Linked DNA regions of Homo sapiens: region 2 is linked to region 1. Evidence: read pairs that join two places in POLR2A ChIA-PET (ENCODE). Cell type or tissue: A673. All regions are shown on one strand. Each heading gives the region's core, and the rest is flanking DNA. Links, peaks and the distances in the headings are about the cores only.

Region 1 (4,406 bases), core at 126-4,125:
TTATCATCATCATCACTTCCTTTAAAAATCACTTATGTGGCCAGGCGCGGTGGCTCACGCCTTAATCCCATCACTTTGGGAGGCTGAGGTGGGTGGATCCCCTGAGGACAGGAGCTTGAGACCAGCTGAGCCAACATGGTGAAACCTTGTCTCTACTAAAAATACAAAAATTAGCCGGGTGTGGTGTCTCACACCTGTAATACCAGCCACTTGGGAGGCTGAGGCAGGAGAATCGCTTGAACCCAGGAGGAGGAGGTTGCAGTGAGCCAAGATCGTGCCATTGCACTCCAGCCTGGGCGACAGAGTGAGACTCTGTCTCAAAAAAAAAAAAAAATCACTTATGCTCTAAGATGGTCAGGAAAATAGGAAGAAATAGGAAATAGGCAGAATAGTAAATTTATCTCTTTATTAGATACCTTGATTAAACATATAGACTTATGTATGAAGTTTGGAGATTGTTTTTAACGGGGTTCATTCATTTATCCCACTCTAGTTAATTATGAAAGACTTGTAAAATTAAGTCTCGTATTTACATCTTGGAACAAGGTTTATTCTGAAACATTTACTTGAGTAATTTCTTAAGAAAACTTTCTATTTGCATATACAATAGAGGAAAATAAAAGGTTTTAATCAGAATGATTCATTTTCATCGTATATCAGATATAGTCCATTTCCTAGCAGAGTAACCAACATGTAGACACTCAGTTGTTTTCATTCCTTTCATTCTTTCTTCCTTTTCTGGACATAAAATCTATCTAGCATAATTGGAGCCAATGCTCACCCTTCTGTTTACTTCCTATAGGAGCAACATAAATGACGCTTTAGCATTTTTATAATGGACATTTTCCTAAATTGTGGGTGTAATCAGTTATCTTTCATACATTAGAAAAATTGGCAGAATGTAATTAAACAAAGGAAGCAGTAGTATGTAAATACCTTTCCTACTATTTAAAGATTTTCAGAGTTAGAACATCATAGAGAATGAAAATAACAGCTGAATGTTATTTTAGAGTGTTTAGTATAGGTTACAACAATATGTGGAAACTAATAAAGAGAATACTGGTGAAAGCTTTCTTTGCTAAATGTTTCTAAGATTATGGCCCAAGATTTAAGGGTGCTTTTGGATGGTTAATTTCTGCCTTGCTTAATCATTCATCTCATCTCTCTAGTAGCTGTCACAGTGATTCTTGATAATATATGTAGCCTTTATATTTGCAAATAGAAAACTCATTTTCTCTTTTGTAAAATTAATATATTATGTTGGATGACTGAGATCCCTTCCATCTCTAAAAGTTAGTGATTAAAGTCTATAATTAGTTATTTTTTGAGTTGAAAGTAACACTCATAATGATTGCCACAAAGTACAATGACTGTGTAAGTTCTTCTTCCATTCCATCTGTGAAAGCAGATGCTCTTTGAGTCTTCTGATACATTTCAGTAGTGTTTGGCCCTCTCAAGTGTATTTCTGACAGTATCTAGTTTGAGAACCTGTATGTATTGGCAAAAATAAATGAAAGTACTCACCAAGTTATCTAGTTTAGGAAAAGAGGTTCCAAGCCTGCACCGAAGCACCAACATTTTTTTCAGCAAAATTTTTATAAGCCTTTAAGAAAAATACAGCTTTAACCTGAGAAGAAACTAAAATATAGAAATGGAACAAATAAATGAAATGAATAGCAAAGCTTCAGTTCTAAGGCAGCACATGTCATGTTAATTATTTTATCCAGTCATACCTGTATTAGGGGGCCACAAAATCAAGTTTAATCTTCTGTTGCTTTAAAAGTAGGATGAAAGCTAAATCAGAGAGGAAATGACACAGGCACTGTATTTTGAGATACTTCTAGGGCGATGTTGACAAAACTAGACTTCACTATGGGGAAATGTACAAAGTCACAGTAGTAAAGGAGGTCTAAGAAGGCTGGAAAAAACTTACAAGAAAAACAAATACACCAAATAAACCAAGGAGTTTAAAGTTTTATCAGAAGATTAGTCTGCATACAATGATTATACAACCAACAAGAAGGAATGCAATAAGGAGAATTAACCAACATCTATGAATTAAATTCATTATTTGACACTATATGTAATTTATGTTGATAATCTCTAATACTCACCCAATGCCAATTAGAAGCTGTAATATATAAAAAATAATTTTTACTTGAACTTTGTTAGCTTGCCTTTGAAATATATTCTTAATGGTCTATAGTGGAAATAACTACAAATTGCTGAAGCCAGGGAGATCTCAAGAAGCAAGATACATTTATTTCTTAATAATAAAACAAAAATTCTTCACTCAGATATCATGTTCAGTATCAAAAAGGCTCAAAATAAAAAGATTCCTCCTTGTCAGAAAGCTTGGCACAGCAAGGTTCCATTTAAGCACTGTTGTAGACCTGCATAACCAATCAGCTTTGAGGAAAATGGTTTTGTCATCACAAGAGTTTAAGGTAAAAAACACACATCGAATTTAAAATTTAGAATGTGTTATTATAGGAGCTGTCAAGTCAAGTCTCTTATTACGTATAATAACAGTCCAGGAAAATGAGCTTACAGCAGTAAGATTTAGAAGATGCTTCCCTTGGTGAATTTGGCTTTCAAAGTATAGAAACTATGTTTATAACAAAGATATTTCAGGAACAAAGGCGAATATTAACTGTATGCTATTGTCATAAGTCAGTTGCCTTCATCAAAAGGCAGGCTAATATATATATTTACTTAATATACATTTTATATGTAATTAAAATGAACTGGAATGTTATATCCATGGGTGAAAACTCAGTGACTTGATTTACTTTGTATTACATAAGGCTAGCAGGACATAGTGTTCTTTTTGAAGTCAAATATAATCCAGTCACTGGGGATTCAGAATTTTAGATGAGTTGGGTACAATGGCAAATGAACTCTCAGCTATTATGATAATACAACTTAATGAAAATAGGACCTGAGTAATTTAATGAAACAGTTATGTTATGGATTTTTTTCCTGAAATCTGACTTTCCATAATAAAGATTTCACTTTCAAATAGATAGGCCAATTGCACTTTTAATTGACAAGAGCAAGCTTTGCTATCTTTGCTTAACTTGGATTCTCCTGTTCTCTTATGGCTTCACAAGAGAAAACATTTGTTGTGGCAATGTTTGCTTATTTTAATGTTGGGATTTAAAAACCAAGAATGAATGAACTTGATGGCAAAACCTGTTCCTACTTGGTATGATTGTGTATATAAGTTAATCCAGTGGTTGCCCATGGTGCTGTTCTTCCAAGGACAGAGAAGTGCTGTGTCATTCCTTTTGGGCCAAATAGCATTGTATTTCTCAGTGCCTCTCTGCTCCACATATTTCGTGCCACAAATAATAAAAATGTGCTAGAATATTTGACTTTAAATGAAGCTAGGACTATCTTTTAACTCTATGTGTATCCAAGATGTGCAAAGTTAAATCTGCTTCAAGTACCTGCTTGCCTTTGTCTGATTTTGTAGAAACTGAGTAGTATTTATCATATTGTGTGCACATTGAGATGAATTTGCAAATGGTAGGACACTTACGGGACAGTGACCTACAGTGTGTTCTTGGAAGTGAAATGGGAGTTCTGATGCTGGATGACCTGGCCTATCCTGTGCCCATTCATGTAGAGGGTAATTTTTGATTTTGGCCTTACCCATATAGGTTGTTGGGAGTTGCCACTAAACCTCACTTTTGATCACTTTCCTCTATTTACCCTTGTTCTCTTGGCCACAAGGGTGGTTAGTTGTCATGAAATAATTCATGTTTCTAAAATCCAGCCAAGCTATTGAATGAGTGAATTCTTAGTACTGTTGGATTGGATTGGGAGAATTACCAAATTTCCTTTCATTTAAAGGAAAAAAAAAAGCTCAAACTTTATAATTTTTTTTTTTTTTTGAGACAGAGTCTGGCTCTGTCACCCAGGCTGGGGTGCAGTGGCGCGATCTTGGCTCACTGAAACCTCTGTCTCCTGGGTTCAAGTGATTCTCCTGCCTCAGCCTCTAATGTAGCTGGGATTACAGGCATGAGCCACTGTGTCCAGCCTATAAAATGTTTTGAAATCAGTCCTTTATGAGTTTTTCCCCCTTTACTTTATCTCTATTTATTTTGTAAATTATTTTTCCCTTCAGGCAATTACAACTGTTTGTGAAACATGTTTATGATTTGGCTTAAATTTTTTTTTTTAATGTATCTCTTTGATTTTTTTCTCTACATTACCCTTCTCAGTCTTAAAATAAGATGTGTTAACCTGGGAGCTGAAACCTAAGAAATTGCATATAAGAATTTGTGCATTTGTGTGTAAATGTACCATTTTTTTCTCCCCCTGAAAAAGAACCCATATTCTCCAGGGGGCCTGTGAACTTCTTCCTTTGCCTCCACTCTTTAAGGTCCCCTCATTGCTCT
Region 2 (4,395 bases), core at 1-4,000, 400 kb before region 1:
GAACTCTGTAATATTCTTGCAACTTTTATGAGTCTAAAGCTATTTCAAAAAAAGCTTTTAGCGCAGGGCACAATGGCTCGTGCCTGTAATCCCAGCGCTTTGGGAGGCCAAGGCAGGATGATCACTTGAGCCCAGGAGTTTGAGACCAGACTGGACAACAATACCCCATCTATACAAAAAATAATTTTAAAAAATTAGCCATCATGGTGGTGAAAGCCCTGTAGTCCCAGCTACTTAAGTGGCTGAGGCAGTATTGCTTGAGCCCAGGAGTTTAAGACTACAGTAAACTATAACTGCGCCACTGTACTCCGGCCTAGGCAACAGAACAAGACCCTCTCTCAAAACAAAAAAAAAAAAAAAATTAAAAGAAGAGGTAAGTTAGTCAAATGAAGAAGGCTATTATTTACCAGACTTAATGTTGCAATGTATCTAGCATTTTTCAAAGGCAATAACATCTATATCTCTATTTTAGAAACATTTTACAACTCTGTTCTTTAACATATGACAGACTTAAGTTCTAGGTGGCTCGGTATAAGTTTCAAGTTTTAGGCATAGCAGAAGAGAAAATTCTGGATGAGAAAAATAAGTCTTGTATTATTAATTACCTTTCTAGGAGAGCAAACTATAAAGAGCAATAAATAAATTCTAATGGAAGACATGATATAGGTAATAGATCCAAGAGATAATCCAGACCACCATTAGGCTCAATTCTATTATGACCACCACACTGAGACAACTTTTGAGTCATGACAAATAAATAATAAATTTTTATTAGCGTCTTTTCAATTCTACAAATTTTAAAAGTCATTATACATTTTTAAAGGTTACTAAAAATCACTGAAATATGTCTCCACTTAAAATGGAATCAAAGTAATTTATACAATTTTCACCTTTAATATTCATAATTTATTTAAAAGTAGAATAAATTTTAATTCTAAAATGATTATTACATCTTTTTAGAACTGAAATTACATTTCAATGAGTGTAGCTCCACTGTAGTTCATAAGGTTTATACTTAAGAAATATTTAATTAACAAATTAATTTATACCAAACAAAAACAAACTAAAAAAATGCATACGTATAATGAGACAGTTTATGTATGGTAATTACAGATTTGAAATTAAGTCTCCTTTGCAAAGATCAGTGCGTCTGGACTGGTTAATCCACTAAATTATCATCTTTGAATAAGAAACCAAAAACAAAAATGACTTGGAAAGAAAAATAGTAGTTTAAAAGTGAAAATGACTCTTCCCCTTATTTTAAAATACATAAAATTTTCTAAAACGTAAAATGGAAAGGTTTAATACACAGGAAAAACACTGCACACCTTAACTAAACAAACTAGAAAGAAAATATATTTATATACAGAACTAAGATGAGTCCATTCATTATTTTTACAAATATTCACATAGATGGTTTAGAGATAAGTAGTTAAGTGTGTCTCATTAATTAATGGATGCTTTCTAGCCTCTGTCTTCATTAATTTTATTTCCTATTCAACAAAAAATAATGCTTTCAGGATATATTACATATAGAGCAATATCATTTTTATCAGTAATTTGTCTGAAAAAGAGAAAAACTTAAAAGCAGAACCCTACAAAGCAAAGCAAACTACAAAGCAAAGAGTAATCACAGTGTTTGCAAAATAGAAATGTGTGACTTTAACTTTATAGCAGGCTGCCTAATTAATCCAGACAGTAGAGAAAGCAGACTGAGGCAGGAAGTAAGAGGTGGGACTAAACTGTTAAGAAGATAATAATTTAAAATAAAACTTCAGAATCCTTATTCTAGGGATTCCTTTAATTCCACTTTGCAACTTTTAATAGGTACACTAATTTACACAGGACACACTACCATTTACTATGTAACATTAAAGCTTTCAGTTTAAGAAACTGGTCACCAACGAAGTGAGAGGCACCAGGGAAAAAAGCCAACCTGCTGAGGAAGACAAAAGAGGGGAATGACAGAAGGAAGCTGGATCTTTTATAATGTAGTTTAGTCACTATGCTGATACTGGAACCATCTACCTCTACATTTCCTGCTATGAGAAATAATGTCTTTGTCTTTAAATGTCTTTTTTAAAAAAAAAACAAAAGAAAAGAAACTGGTCAAAAAGTTTTGCATAAGATTCATTTTAAAAATCTTTTTTCCTTAAAACAAAAACGATTAAAAACTTGGGTTTTCTAAAGAAACTTATATTAATATGAAGTTACGAAGATACACAAAGCTGAAGTATCTGGAACCATTTGGCTGCCTGTAGTCTTCAGCAAGATCACAAAGTACTCAAAAACTCTTTGACCTGAGGAAAGGAAGAAAAAAAAATCAGTATAATTCCTTGACTAATTTGAGGTATCTAATATTCATCTTCATTTAAAAGTATATAATAGTTGAAGACCCCAGCTGTATAAGTAACTACCACAATGCCATTGCATTTACTTTCCAAAGAAATATTGTTAAGGCCGGGCGCAGCGGCTCATGCCTGTAATTCTAGCATTTTGGGAGGCCGAGATGGGTGGATCACTTAAGGTCAGGAGTTTCAGACCAGCCTGGCCAACATGGTGAAACCCCCCATCTCTACTAAAAACACAAAAATAGGCCAGGCGCAGTGGCTCATGCCTATAATCCCAGCACTTTGGGAGGCCGAGGCGGGCAGATCACCTGCGGTCAGGAGTTCGAGACCTGCCTGACCAACATGGAGAAACCCCTTCTCTACTAAAAATACAAAATTAGCCGGGCATAGTGGCACATGCCTGTAATCCCAGCTACTAGGGAGGCCAAGGCAGAAGAATCGCTTGAACCTGGGAGGCAGAGGTTGTGGTGAGCTGAGATCGCGCCATCGCACTCCAGCCTGGGCAACAAGAGCAAAACTCCGTCTCAAAAAAAAAAAAAAATTAGCTAGGCATGGAGGCGTGCACTTGTAATCCCACCTACTTAGGAGGCTGAGGCAGAACTGGTTGAACCTGGGAGGTGGAGATGGCAGTGAGCCAAGATTGTGCCATTGCACTCCAGCCTGGGCGACGGAGCAAGACTGTCTCGAGAAAAAAAAGAAATATTGTTAAATACTTCAGTAGTAAAAGATGAATGACCTAAAAGGTCATTTTAGGAGTTATTTATTGCTCTGTCACCCAGGCTGAGTACAGTGGTGCAATCAAAGCTCACTGCAGCCTTGAACTCCTGGCTAGGTGCACACCATCATGTCTGGCTAGTTTTTGTTTGTTTTTTATAGAGATGAGGTCTCACTATGTTGCCCAAGCTGGTCAGGAACTCCTGGGCTCAAGCAGTCTTCCCACCTCAGCCTCCCAAAGTGCTGGGATTACAGGTGTGAGCCACTGCATCTATCAATCTAAGATAGATATAGTTCTAAAATAGCTGTAACACCAATTTTATAATCTCTTCATTTAAATATCATAGACCACTGACATATGCAGCTTTAACACTGATAACATTAATAAGCACAATAGTTCAAGCAACTTTGAAAATCAAACATGTAGTAGATTTGTCATGTTTCTGAAGCACATATGTGAATCACATACTTTGCAATGTCAGTGTGTGCAGAAAATCATGTAAGGAGTCAATGAACCTAGCCTACTGACCATAATGTAAGAATATGCTTGTTCTCTACATATTCTAGGCTACTCAATAATTCTCAAGAAACAAAAATTATTGCCTTGTAAAAATACCTTAATAAGAAAGTCAACTGCTAGCATTATTAATAAAAGTAAATATAATAATGTGAAATGATTCTTAGTCAAAACAAAGAAGTGTTAGATAAAATTAAAAAGTGATTTACAAAGTCAGTTAAATTGATGGTTGGCTGTTAATACTTAATGCTGACTTTTCATTTAATAGTATTGTAAGTGAATTTATCCTATATTTTTAACATCATTAGTAGTATGAAGAGGTCATTGGAATTTTCCAGATAAGCTTTAGTTCATACCATGGGAAAAACAACTACATGTATACGCTACAGTAGTTACATAAAATGTCAAGATTTTCAAAATCCTTGATATATCCCTTATGAATGTCAAGTCTCTATTAAACAGCAGACATTATGCCACAAAAGAAAGGAAAAATCAAATTTTTCTCAAAACTAAACCAAATTGTGCTTTCTTCTTTATAGCTTAATCACTCAGTTATCAACATGGGTATAGGGATATTTGTTATACCAATTCCCTTACTATTCTCTCTCAAATATTCATCAATAAATTCTCACCCATTCCCTTTATCAATATGGGCACCACTCACTTAACAGAATATAGTCAACTCCCAGTGATTTGGGCAATAAATGAACTGTGATTAAGACAATGACTCAATGATTAAGTAATGTCAATTAATCCTTGACATGATCCCAAATGAAACTCAAAACTAAAATCCCTTAATCTCAAGACTTTGGC

What was found. ChIA-PET counts read pairs that join two places held together with the same protein. Peaks named below come from ENCODE experiments on the same cell type or tissue, not always from the same donor. Only the 100,000 strongest peaks of a DNase experiment are listed, where the experiment ranks them.
Region 2: POLR2A ChIA-PET joins it to region 1 with 6 read pairs; 3 of 35 experiments call an interaction of 5 or more read pairs at or near these places.

What each region holds. Positions count from the first base shown.
Region 1 is chr4:70,626,673-70,631,078 of GRCh38, reverse strand. ENAM (enamelin) reads right to left here and starts at 2,335. Exons shown (of 9, transcript NM_031889.3): 1 at 2,115-2,335; 2 at 1,525-1,638. The coding sequence starts at 1,578. In A673, for the core only: no CTCF peak of the experiment used is centred there; no DNase peak of the experiment used is centred there.
Region 2 is chr4:71,027,257-71,031,651 of GRCh38, reverse strand. It overlaps DCK (deoxycytidine kinase), which reads right to left. Exons shown (of 7, transcript NM_000788.3): 7 at 738-2,300. The coding sequence ends at 2,274. Among named protein-coding and RNA genes, the nearest start is that of DCK, 36 kb to the right of the region's middle. RefSeq lists an enhancer at 2,374-2,874. In A673, for the core only: no CTCF peak of the experiment used is centred there; a DNase peak (open chromatin) is centred at 1,921; H3K27ac peaks cover 450 bases.